Regions from separate parts of the Homo sapiens genome. Here region 1 is linked to region 2. Evidence: chromatin loops called from intact Hi-C (ENCODE). Cell type or tissue: heart right ventricle. All regions are shown on one strand. Links, peaks and the distances in the headings refer to the core of each region. The heading gives the core; the rest is flanking DNA. Region 1 has its middle 21 kb from the start of LINC01812. Region 2 holds the start of LINC01798 (long intergenic non-protein coding RNA 1798).

Evidence for each region. A loop is a pair of places that touch in the nucleus more often than their neighbours do. Peaks named below come from ENCODE experiments on the same cell type or tissue, not always from the same donor. Only the 100,000 strongest peaks of a DNase experiment are listed, where the experiment ranks them.
Region 1: a loop joins it to region 2, with 7 times the contacts of the local background. A loop is called at or near these places in 50 of 110 quality-filtered maps.

Annotation. Positions count from the first base shown.
Region 1 is chr2:67,843,441-67,848,812 of GRCh38, reverse strand. No RefSeq gene overlaps it. Among named protein-coding and RNA genes, the nearest start is that of LINC01812, 21 kb to the right of the region's middle. In heart right ventricle, for the core only: CTCF peaks have their summits at 1,952 and 2,161 (motif pointing right); a DNase peak (open chromatin) is centred at 2,282; H3K4me3 peaks cover 412 bases.
Region 2 is chr2:66,573,441-66,578,812 of GRCh38, reverse strand. It overlaps MEIS1 (Meis homeobox 1), which reads right to left. Exons shown (of 13, transcript NM_002398.3): 13 at 4,944-5,372. LINC01798 (long intergenic non-protein coding RNA 1798) reads right to left here and starts at 4,783. Exons shown (of 6, transcript NR_110156.1): 1 at 4,648-4,783. RefSeq lists enhancers at 1-579, 3,094-3,549. In heart right ventricle, for the core only: a CTCF peak has its summit at 3,285 (motif pointing right); a DNase peak (open chromatin) is centred at 3,310; H3K4me3 peaks cover 3,228 bases; H3K27ac peaks cover 1,071 bases; H3K27me3 peaks cover 2,907 bases.

The DNA.
Region 1 (5,372 bases), core at 224-5,223, 1.3 Mb before region 2:
TCAATGAGTAGCGTCCTTGTTTCTTTGCAGCTAGCTCCTGGAAACGCTGTCTGTTGGTCTATGCTGATTCACAAGCCCCTACAAGAGCAGAGTTGGACTCAGCTTCTGCTAATGAGCAGAGGAATTGCTTGCGAATACAATGCTGGGATTATAAGGTGCTGGCAGCCATGCCAGAATAATAAGGCCAGATGGAAAATCATACTAGTAAATATCTTCGGTGAATATCCTGTCCCACTCCAGTGCCCTCCAAATACCGTAGCCCAGATCTACAGTTCATGTGGTGGGATTGCAGCCTCTCTTTCCCAGAGCCATCATTTCTGTCTGTGGGGAGAATGATGAGGGTCTTGGGTACTACTCCAAATTTTTCTCTGTGTAGCTATTCAGCAGGAGCCCATATTTGTTCCAACTTGTGACCAAAATCCTTGTTTGCTTGAGTTTTTTTTTTCCTCTAGCAATTTCATCTGTAATCTCAAAGATGAACGTTGCAATTTGCTGGGCTAATCTAATCCACCTTTGGCTTAACAATACCCTGTACTGGAAGAGGCCTAGAGGGCACCAGGCACTTGTTGGCTCACTGTGTCTTTATATTATAGGAGCACCCTCTTGACATTTGCCTTTGGGCCTTGTAGAGTTATACCCACTTTTGACATAATTTTAAGGCTAAATTTCAGGGAGAAATTTCAGAAAGATTCCTATAATCCTTGAATTGCTGTCCCTTCAAAGAGGTAGTTAATCTTTCAGTGGTATCTTGGCACATTCCTGGGACCAAAATAAGCAGGACAGATCTGAGACAGCAGACCCAGGGAAGAGGAAAATTCTCTGCTGGTCTTCCTCTTATGGGTGGGTGGGTTTGGTGGTCGTGGGCCAGATCTGAGTATGTTTATCAAAGGCAGCTGCTGGTGCAATTTAAACTGAATTCAGAAATTAGGATGGCAACGTTGCCACCATTAGTGAGTTTTCAGTGGGTTGTCTAAATGCTATGGTAAGTTGGTGGTCTGACTATATTTAGGGCCACATATTACTCACATAATCCTATTTATCTTACATATCCCAAATTTGCTTAAAAACCGGGATTGAGTAGGTAGGTGAAGTTGTGAGAGGAGGGAAAAAGTAAATGTCTTCTGTCTAATGACCTGAAAACAAATTTGCAAGATGGTTCTGGTAGAAGGAATTTTTTCCTCTTGGAATTACTTGTAGTTAAATACACAAAGAGTATAGCCAGAAGGAAGGGGTTTGTAAAGATAAAATACATATTTCCTTTTGAAACCTTTTTTTTTTTTTTCAACATATGTGACCTTAACCCAAACCCTAGTCTTTACTTCCATTTTGCTGAGATTTAAATAAAACAAACTAAAATTTGCAGGGAAGCCTGCCATAGTGTGTGTGTATTTTTTTTTTTTTAACTTTCCCCTTTTTTCAGGAGATTCTGGTAAATGAATTGAATAAATGTACTTAAGAAAAAAATCAACTCAGCTGGCACAAATCACTAATATCATGGGCTAAAGATTTCACTATTTTTTACAAGCCTTAATAATTATATAACTGTCTAGACAGCACTGTCCAGTAGAAATATGATCTAATGTGTATGATGCATAATTTAAAATTTTCTAGCAGCCACATTAAAAAAGGTGAAATTGACTTTAATATATTTAATTTACCCCAATTTATCCCAAATACTATCATTTCAACATGTGGTCAATGTGAAAAATCAATGAGATATTTTATACATTTTTTTTTTTTTTTTTTTTTTTTTTTTTACAGAATATCCCAATTTGGACTAGCCACATTTTAAGTGGCCAATAGCCACTCGTGGCTGGTGACTCCTGTATTGGACAGAGTAAGTCTAGAGGGCAGAGATCGTATCTGATTTACTCTATTCCCTTCCCAGTTTAACAAACCAGTGCCTAAATAACTGATTATTATTATTATTTTTTAAAGGACTGATTTTTGATCATGAGTGTTTTAGAGTGCTAATGTCTCGTTAGACGTTCTGGGAATAGAGCTGGTCAACTAGAAAAAGGAAAAGTTGTTCTCCAGAGACCCAGGCTTTTTGAATAGAAGAAGAAATGTCCCTAGAAGAAATGTCAGGCTGTGGGTTCCACGTTTTCTGGAAGTTACCCCCTTGCAAACAGGCAGGTTCAAGGCATCCATTTTTTTTTCTACCCGTAGGGGGAGCTCTTGGCCCTTTACTCTTAATAAATTCCAAGTCTGGTTCTCAGAGGCCGGCAGTTTGGAGTTCTTTCACCTGGGTCTGTGGAGAGGTTGTTTTTGGCTTCAAACCAGCAGTGCTTTCGCAATCTCCACACGTTACGGCTGCTGAAATGCGAGGACACCAGCCGGGTGGCGGCTTGAGTCTTGTGATTCCCAGGCAGTCCGGCGAAATGATAAACAAAAGTCTTTTGTGCAATATTAATAAGCTTTAAGCACTCCCCAGCCGAGCCCCTTGTCATCCAAGTAAGTCATGTGTATCAAAAGCCCTTATATGTGAAAGTTTGTTTTCATATCTGGCCAGCGTTGAATGGGAGCCCCCTTTGCCATGTTGTAAAACAAACATTTGTTTATTTTGTGAACAGTGCTGGCAGTATGATACAGGAACTGGGGGCTGAATGGAGAGACCCCTTTCCAAGGAGGCGCCTTTGAAAACCTTTTTGCTGGACCATTCCAACTGTCAACTGATCTTGAGTTCTGTTTACATTAAGACAATAACAGTGTTTCCTAAATAAATAAGTTAGGGACACCCGTGGGCCTTAATGAAACCCCATAAATGGGATGGAGGGGTGGGAGTGGGGAAGGAGTTTTTGTGCTGTGCAGAAACAATGGCCAGTTCATCTTACGGTGTCCCCAAGGCTTGTGTTTTTAAGACAGAAGGGGGCCTTTGTGTTAATTACACTGATAAAAACTCCCCTGGCAGGGCTTCCCCTGGACCGGTGGCATAAAAGATGTGACATTTCGCCCGTGTGAATGCCACACTGCCAAACAGACATTTTCTTAAGCAGAGAAGGCCAGCCCCCACCCCCTCTTCCTCACCAGTTGATCAGCTAACCTCTCCTGGTGTGTAGAGAAAATAAATAAAAACTGTAAGACTAAACCATCTGCTGCTGGGGGTGTCTGGCTTCTTTCTTAGTTGGGTTGGAGCTTCCAGGAATCCATCCATTTTGGTTTCTGAACGGTCCAAGTTGTCCTCAGGTAGGATGGACATAGAGGCAGACGGCTTGTAGTGGAGGAGGAGATGTTGCCCTGAGAGTTTGGGTTTCAGTGGGTTTTCCTGGGAAGCAGGAATTTCAGCTTGTTACTGGAAGTTACATTTCTGAGCAAAAGACGTATGCTAGGTGAAGACTGAAGGCTGAAGATGAGGAACCAGCAGGGCTCACTGCTTGTAAATTAGAAAATAATTTTCTAAATACTATGGTACTGCCATACAAAGTCGCTAAAATAGAGACTGTCATACAAATATTTTCAATTATAAGGATTTCTTATTTGTTCCACAGAAACATATTTAATATACATTTAATGTTAACATTCATATAATTTCATAACTTGCTTTTTTTTAGGTTAGTATTTTTTGATGGGCATTTTCTCCAACTTGCCACCTAATTTTTATAATGATCATTTTCAGTGAATGTACAATCTTCTAAGTGGATATACCATAATTTGCTAATCTGTATCCTTATCCTTGGGTACTCAGAATGTTTAGGATTTTTCATTATCATAAAATACTACAATGAATATCTTCATACCATACATTATTTCCTTTTTGGAGAAATATTGAGATAAATCTGCAGGCTATGATTACTTACGGCTTTTTGACACATAATAGCATGGTAGTTTCCCAGAAGGATTTTAAAATAAAGTAGCTTACTTTTCAGACTATGACGGTTACCTCCTTTTATAGTGGTTTCTTCGCACTTTCACTCCCCTCTAGCCCTTCTTATTTGTTCAGGACAATCCTTTCCCGTTCATGGGCTCCCTCAAATATCTCCACACAAATATTACCTGCTCCTTCTTATAAGGCTGATTCTGGGATATATTCATATGTTAAATGCAACTTGTAGTCACCATTATAATGTTTCAATGTGTAATACATTGAATAAATTCCTAATTGCCATGGTCTAGATATGGGTAAGATACCCTTAGTTGTAGAGTAATTTCTAATTTATATACTATGTCCTCATCCTCCAATAGCTTGAAATTGTTAATGTGGTCAGTATCTTTTCAGAAGTCTGCTCAGTTCGATGGCCAGAACTTCTCAATCTGTGAGAGTAATGGCCGTGTTTGGGCACATGACTGTGACCCCACTCTCCAACCCATGTCTGATGGGACCATGTGTGGACACTTGGAACAGACTGAGCCATGTGCTGTCATAGAGATAGAGGAAGAGAGGTGGGAGAATGGGGAGGTGGAGGAGAGGAAGAGGTGGGGGGAGAGAGGAAAGGAGAGAGAAAGGGAGAGAAGGAGACAGGAGAGAGAGAAAAGGGAGAGAGGAGAGAGAAAGGGAGAAAGGCAAGAAAGAGAAAGGAAGAGAGAGAAAGAAAGGGAGAGAGGGAGGGAAAGAGAGGGAGGGAGGGAGAGAGAATGCAGCAGAAAAATTGTTTCCTGGGTTTCTAATTATTTTCCTTCCCGTAGTTTCAGTCATTCAGCCATTTCTCAAGTCTGGCTGCATATTTTTGGCTTTGAATTTGGAGAGACACCCCACCCTACAAGAATTCTTGTAATAAATCTCTCTCCCCTCTTTCTTTCCCTCCTCCCTCCCTCCCTCCCTCCCTCCCTCCCTCCCTTCCTCCCTCCCTCCCTTCCTTCCTTCTTTCCTTCCTTCCTTCCTTCCTTCCTTCCTTCCTTCCTTCCTTCCTCACTCTCTCTGTCTCGGTCTCTTTGTCTTTCTCTCTTTCTTTCTGAATGTGCTAACTTGGTTACTAATACAGCCTAGAACAAATGGAATTGGGAATAGATATCCCTTGGTGAGGTGCAAATCCATGTAGCTTAATAATAAAATAATGGATTTGGATGTTGACAAAAGTTTTAGCTGTTCTCTCCTGCTGACATGTGGGGCTGTCAGGTTGAAACATGGTATAATTCCATTTATGATTCTGAAGCAATGGAATCTCTCTGAAAAACATTTTTCCCCTTTAAATTATTGACACTCTAAAAAGTAGCTTATTGCAGCTGCTCCAAGTGCTGGACAGTTTGGATGATCTGACACGATGCTTTAATCTAAGACCTTGGGTGACCATATCCATCAATTGACCCAAAGGGCAAAATGAATAGAACGGCTCCTCCTGCAGCTCTGGATAAATATGTGTGGTTAATGGGAGGCAGAGGGTAAAATTTCCAGGGCTCTTTGGTCTTCTTTGACAAAATTAAAACAGAAATCCAAG
Region 2 (5,372 bases), core at 307-5,306:
TGCACGGCTCGGTTTCATTGATCATCCTCCTTTATGAGATAATGCAATTACAAACATCAATAAGGGGCTGCAAGGGGAATCATTATGCGGTGACAGTGATAAATGACGGTGCAGAAATAGCATGCTTTTCCCCCCTAACAATCCAGGAGCCCAGGGGCTCCGGGGGCTGAACACAGTCGCCAAGGAAACAGATGACATCCCAAACGGCACCAAAAGAAAAAAAATGAACAGTCTTTCTTTGCCTTTCACTCTTTTCCGTCTTCCAAAGAGTTAGTTTTGGCTCAAGCAGCAGCTGCTACACAAGGCATTTCGTTATTTCAAACATTAAAGACTGGAACGGGCAGTGGGAGTCTCCTCCCCTTTCATCCCCACCCCCACTAGATAACACACAAAGCTCGCTGTTCACAGTTTAGGACTACCTGAAAATGCACGTCTCAAAAATCAGATTGGGATGGGGTGGAGGGGCGTCGGGAACGTGGATTTGCACAGCCCTTGCGTTGTGTTTCCCCTGCTTTTGTCCAGTGGAAACTGAGTCTCCAGAACAAGCTGGCGCCTCGCGGGTCGGCCAGTAAGGGAACGGGTGCGCGTGGCTCGCCTCCATCTCCCCGCAGTGCCAGACGCTGCTCTGTGCCAAGGCGGGGGCTGAGGAGCAGGCGACTGCTGGGGGTGTTTGCTGCTGTGCTGGGTTTCTTTGGGATGGAGTTATCAATGGGCGCAGAGATCGTCCCTAAATCGAGAAATCTGGTTCTTTAAAGCCTCAGGGTGCCCTCAGCAAGCGGCTTCAAAAGGGCCTCACTGAACATTCCCCACCCCACCCATGCCCAGAAAGGTGGGCGAGGTAGATGGGCGCAAAAAGGCGTCGGGCTACCAGACTTCTGCGACGGCCCTGAGGCAGCGGGGGACTAGGAGAGGGGCAGAACCTCTGGACACTAGGTGGAGAAGGGGAACTTGCCACTTTGGGGGAGGGGAGGAGGAAGAAAGAGTACTGAGATGTGAGGGAGGCCTAGGAAGAAAGGCAGAGGGAGGGGAGAAGGAAAGCAAGCAAAAGCAATCCCACCCTTACAGGAGGTCGTCACCCCGCAGAAAACAGACACAGGGTTTCTGACCCCTGCCCGGTCCGCCTCGGCGTGGAGCTAGGGACCCCCGCTCGGCGCTCCCTGCCACACACGGCCCCCACCGGGAGGAGCGGGCCAAGCGGGTGCCTGAAGCAGGTGACTTTATTCACTGCTTCCCCAATCGGCGAGGTCCCGGGACTCGTTTTCCGCCTGGAAATTAAGATCATTGCTCGCGTAATGACCTTAATGCTTTAGGGTAGAGGTGAGTGTGTCTGCGAGTGGGCAGGGGTAGAAATTACCGACCCGATCGATGGGAGACTGGCTTAAAACTAAATCCCTTTTCTCCAGGGCTGCACCGCCCGGGTTTCCCCTCAGTGGGCTGAGAGCGCCGGGATGTCAGGAGGCAGCGCGCGGAGGGGTGACCCGTGGGGCGCGGCAAGCCAGAATCAAGGCCCTAAAAATGCTTCCCCCATCTCCCCACTGAGACCCCCAGGGTACTATTTTCAGAGCAAAGGCGCTTTAAAGCTCAAATGTTGGCGAACTGATTGCTCAATACGTTGTTTGTTTTTCCTTTCAGCTCCGCCTAGGGAGAGAATGTTTCAGACTCCTTGGCGGGTAGAGCGGGCCGAAAAGGGAGCCCTCCCTCTCCCAGCCATCAGCTGTCTTCCTCAGGTCCCCGACCCCACCTTTCTCGCTCACTACTTTTTCCCCAAACCCTGGGATTCCCAGGCTCCTGTAGTCTCCGCACCGTGGCCACCTTAAGTGAAACGCGCCGCTAGCAGCCAGTGGGTAAGGCATGGCATGGGAGACGAGAATGAGACAAGGAAAAGTGCCCAGCCAGGCAGGGCGCCCCACTACCCAGTTCCACGCCTCTCTCCATCGGCGTCCAAGCGCCTACCCGGGAGCTTTGCAGCATGAAGTTACGTTTTTACTGCCTTCCGGTGGGCCAAGGGCCTGAGGGTATCCGAAAGGCTGGGGAAAGTTTGCAGAGCTTTTAAAGTGATCCTGAGGAGCTTCTGCCTAAGGCGTCGGGGTGCTGTCTACGGCTTCCCGGCTGCGGCTCCAGACTCGGGCACTCTCCTCCCAACGCCCTCCTAGTGGGCCGTGCACGCGTTCCATGTGCCCTCCAGCCCCCAGGCTCTCTGGGTCGCGCTCCCAGGGCCACTATGGGACTCTGGAGTCTGGGGCCCCCGATGTGGCAAAGTCTATTAGGAAGTCTCCAGGCTACTACAAAGCACTCCGTGAGGTTCCGAGGAAAGAGCGCCCGGACCTGCACCCAGGAGGTGCCTCTCCACAACCTCCTTCGCAGACCCCTGGTCGCCCCATCTCCAGAGACAAAGTCAACAGTCCCTTAGACTAGACTCAGATGGGGGTGAGGGCAGGAGGGTAAGGCAGGCGCCCGTGCAGCCCCCCCACCCCCGCCACCCCCCGCGACCAGAGCTGTGGTCTCTGGGCAAAGACCTGCCCGCCCACGCACTGGGGCCTAGGCCGGGACCCAGCGCATCGAGGGACTCAGGGGTAGCACGTCCTGGCTGGAGCTCTGCGCAGTTGCCCGCTGGATTTCCTCTCGGGGCACGGAGCCGGGCCCAACCCCAGGACTGGAGCCTATACCCTTCCGCTCCTCCCGCAGACTTGGGGGACACTGCACACAGCAACTAACCCCGATCGCAAAGTCGAGCGCGAAGTCTGCACGCCGCGTGGGAGACGCGAGAGGGAGGGGGAGGGCAGGGCTTGCGTTTTTCCTTTTCAGAATCCTTCGACTTCACTACGAAGTTTGCTGGTAGGCGCCTCTGCTCCGGGGTCGGAGCCTCCCACCAAGGCTCCTTCCCCTCCCCTTCTCCCCGCCCCCGCGAGCCGAAGCAGCCGCAGCCTCCACCAGGACCCGGCCGCCCGCTCGATCCCCCTGACCCGGACCCTGCGCCCAGGTTGCAGCGCCGCCCTCCCGGCCTTGCCCCCGGGCTCGGCTGGGGGCTCTTTTCCCCGGGGCGAAACTCGCCCGCCTGGCTCACTTCAAGGAGACACCCGCTGCCTCCCGAGGAACTCCTAATACCATCCATACAGCTTTAATGCGTTTATAATTCGATAAGTGATTTCAATTTGAAATTGTTAGTAACTAATTTTATGGGTAATTTTTCCACATCAAATATTTAAGCATCAGATTAAGGGAGCCAGTTCCGACACTGGATAATAAGGGGGTTTCCCCCACTCCCGCGCCTCCGCCTCCCTCCGTTTCCTACCGAGTCGTTTTTCGAAATCCCCAAAAGATGGCAGTCGAAGCCGACTTTCCTCTTTTCCTGTGGCTCTGCGAAGGGAGGGGGAGAGAGGAGGATGGGGGAGTGCGAGAGTGGGGGGCGGAGAGAGAGAGAGAGACAGAGAGAGAGAAGGAGGAGGAGGAGAAGGAGAAGAAAAAAAGGGGGGAGAGAAAAGCTAGACGGTGCATGGACTTTTCAGACGAATTCTTTCACACGTTTCTAATACAAGCGAAAAGCAGTGGTGAATTTCCTGGAAAAGTCCTGGCAGAAATGAAAGCCAAAAAACGTGCCTTGTGGCCTCAGGGTACGGGATGTGAGAAACTCAGCACATTCAAGCTAAATCTTCATTTTAGAACAGGAGAGGGAGAGGGAGACCCAGAGAGGAACCGACTCGACTGACTTTAGGGTCTTTCTTTGTATTTTAACATTGTATATAAATACTACACAACTAGGCAACGTGTTTCCTCGAGGACTGGACTCTGCGAATTACATAATGAGGGGAAAGAGGTAGGGGTGGGGAAGGGGAAGGGGTGGGGGCAGACTGCAGCGGGCGGAGGGGAGACTGGGGCGAGCAGCGGATGAATTGCAGACCAGTTGCCAAAACTTTTTTTTTTTCCCTGCTGCTGCTGCTGCGGCTGCCTTTGCTGCTGCCTTTGCTTTGAATGTGGGTAACTAGGAAACAGCAAGCCGTCTGAGAAGACGGAATTTCCAACGTGTAAAATGTTCTTAACGGAACCATTGAGCGAGTGCAATAAGGCGTGAGGGGGAACTAATCTTCCCATTTAAATGTTTGTGGCAATTTTATCTAAATGAATTTTAATGCTAAACGAGGGTAATTCCCCATTTGTAGCGCGTTTACTTCTCTTTCCTGTGCTTCTAAAGCAGTCGAACATCATGCAATGAACAATAACAATAAAAATACTGTCAAGGCATATTATTCATTTTGAATGTGTTATAATTACAGCTGATTAAATATGATAGGGTAAAATATTTTTAATTTTTTGAAAAAAAAATTTAAATCATATTAAAAAGTAGTCTCATTCAGCCAGAGCCAGCCCCCTTTCCACCCCCCCCCCACCCCCCCACCCCCCCACCACCAAATAAAAATAAAAACCAGGTACAATTTTGTGCCCTTGTTTAGAGGAGGGCGTTTTGTTTTTGCCTTTTAGGAAACATCAAAAACACTCTCAGCACCTCTATTATTTGCCTCTTTCGGATAAGTGTCCTCAATAACCTTCGAGCTGGCTCTGAAATTTACAAGAGGAAAAGCTAAAATAGCATTAAGAGGGGAGGGCATCGAGGCAGGGGAAGAAAGGAACTGCGAAGAGCGAGGCTCTCACCTAAATGGCTCACAGAGGGGGAACTCACGGAAATAGCAGTTTATTTTTTCTAATTCCTGGACACTGCTGATCTCGATTCTTCAGAGTCACCATATTCCCTAACTACTCTTCACTTGTAAACCTCCCTCCCCTAGCGCCTCTCTCTTTCTCTCTGTCTCTCCCTCTCGCCTCTCTCCCTCTCCCCACCACACCTCCTCCCCTTTCTTTCCCTCCCCCACCCATCCTGAGCCTCCTCAGGAATAAAGGCTGAAAATAACCAACTCACCCGGGCATGTACTGGAGAGGAGGAGCAAATAGACAGTTTATAAAGTTTATTATTAATTGTTAAAGTAAATAAATGGTTGTTAACTGCTAGCAACCACCTATCAAAAGAGAATGATTTCACTCACATCGACTATTTAGGTAGAGGAAGAATTGCCACTAGGTCAACAAGGGAGATTTAAACAATCCCATCTATGGGCTGGGGAGGGGTAGAAGCGCTGCCAGAGATGGCTGCAGTAGGCTGAGCCTTGCTCTCTGCGCATCCACGTGTTTAGAAACAAGGCCCCATCAGCAAAAGGTGAGAATGCATTGCTACTCCAGCAGGTGAGTCAGTCAATCACACATCACCTAGTAAAGCCAACCCACAGCTGGTTTCTCTTTTCGAATAGAAAATAGAATTGCTAAGGGCCGGTTTATAGGGTGACTTGGGCCTGAATGTCAGACTTGAGTTTAAGGCTCTCTCT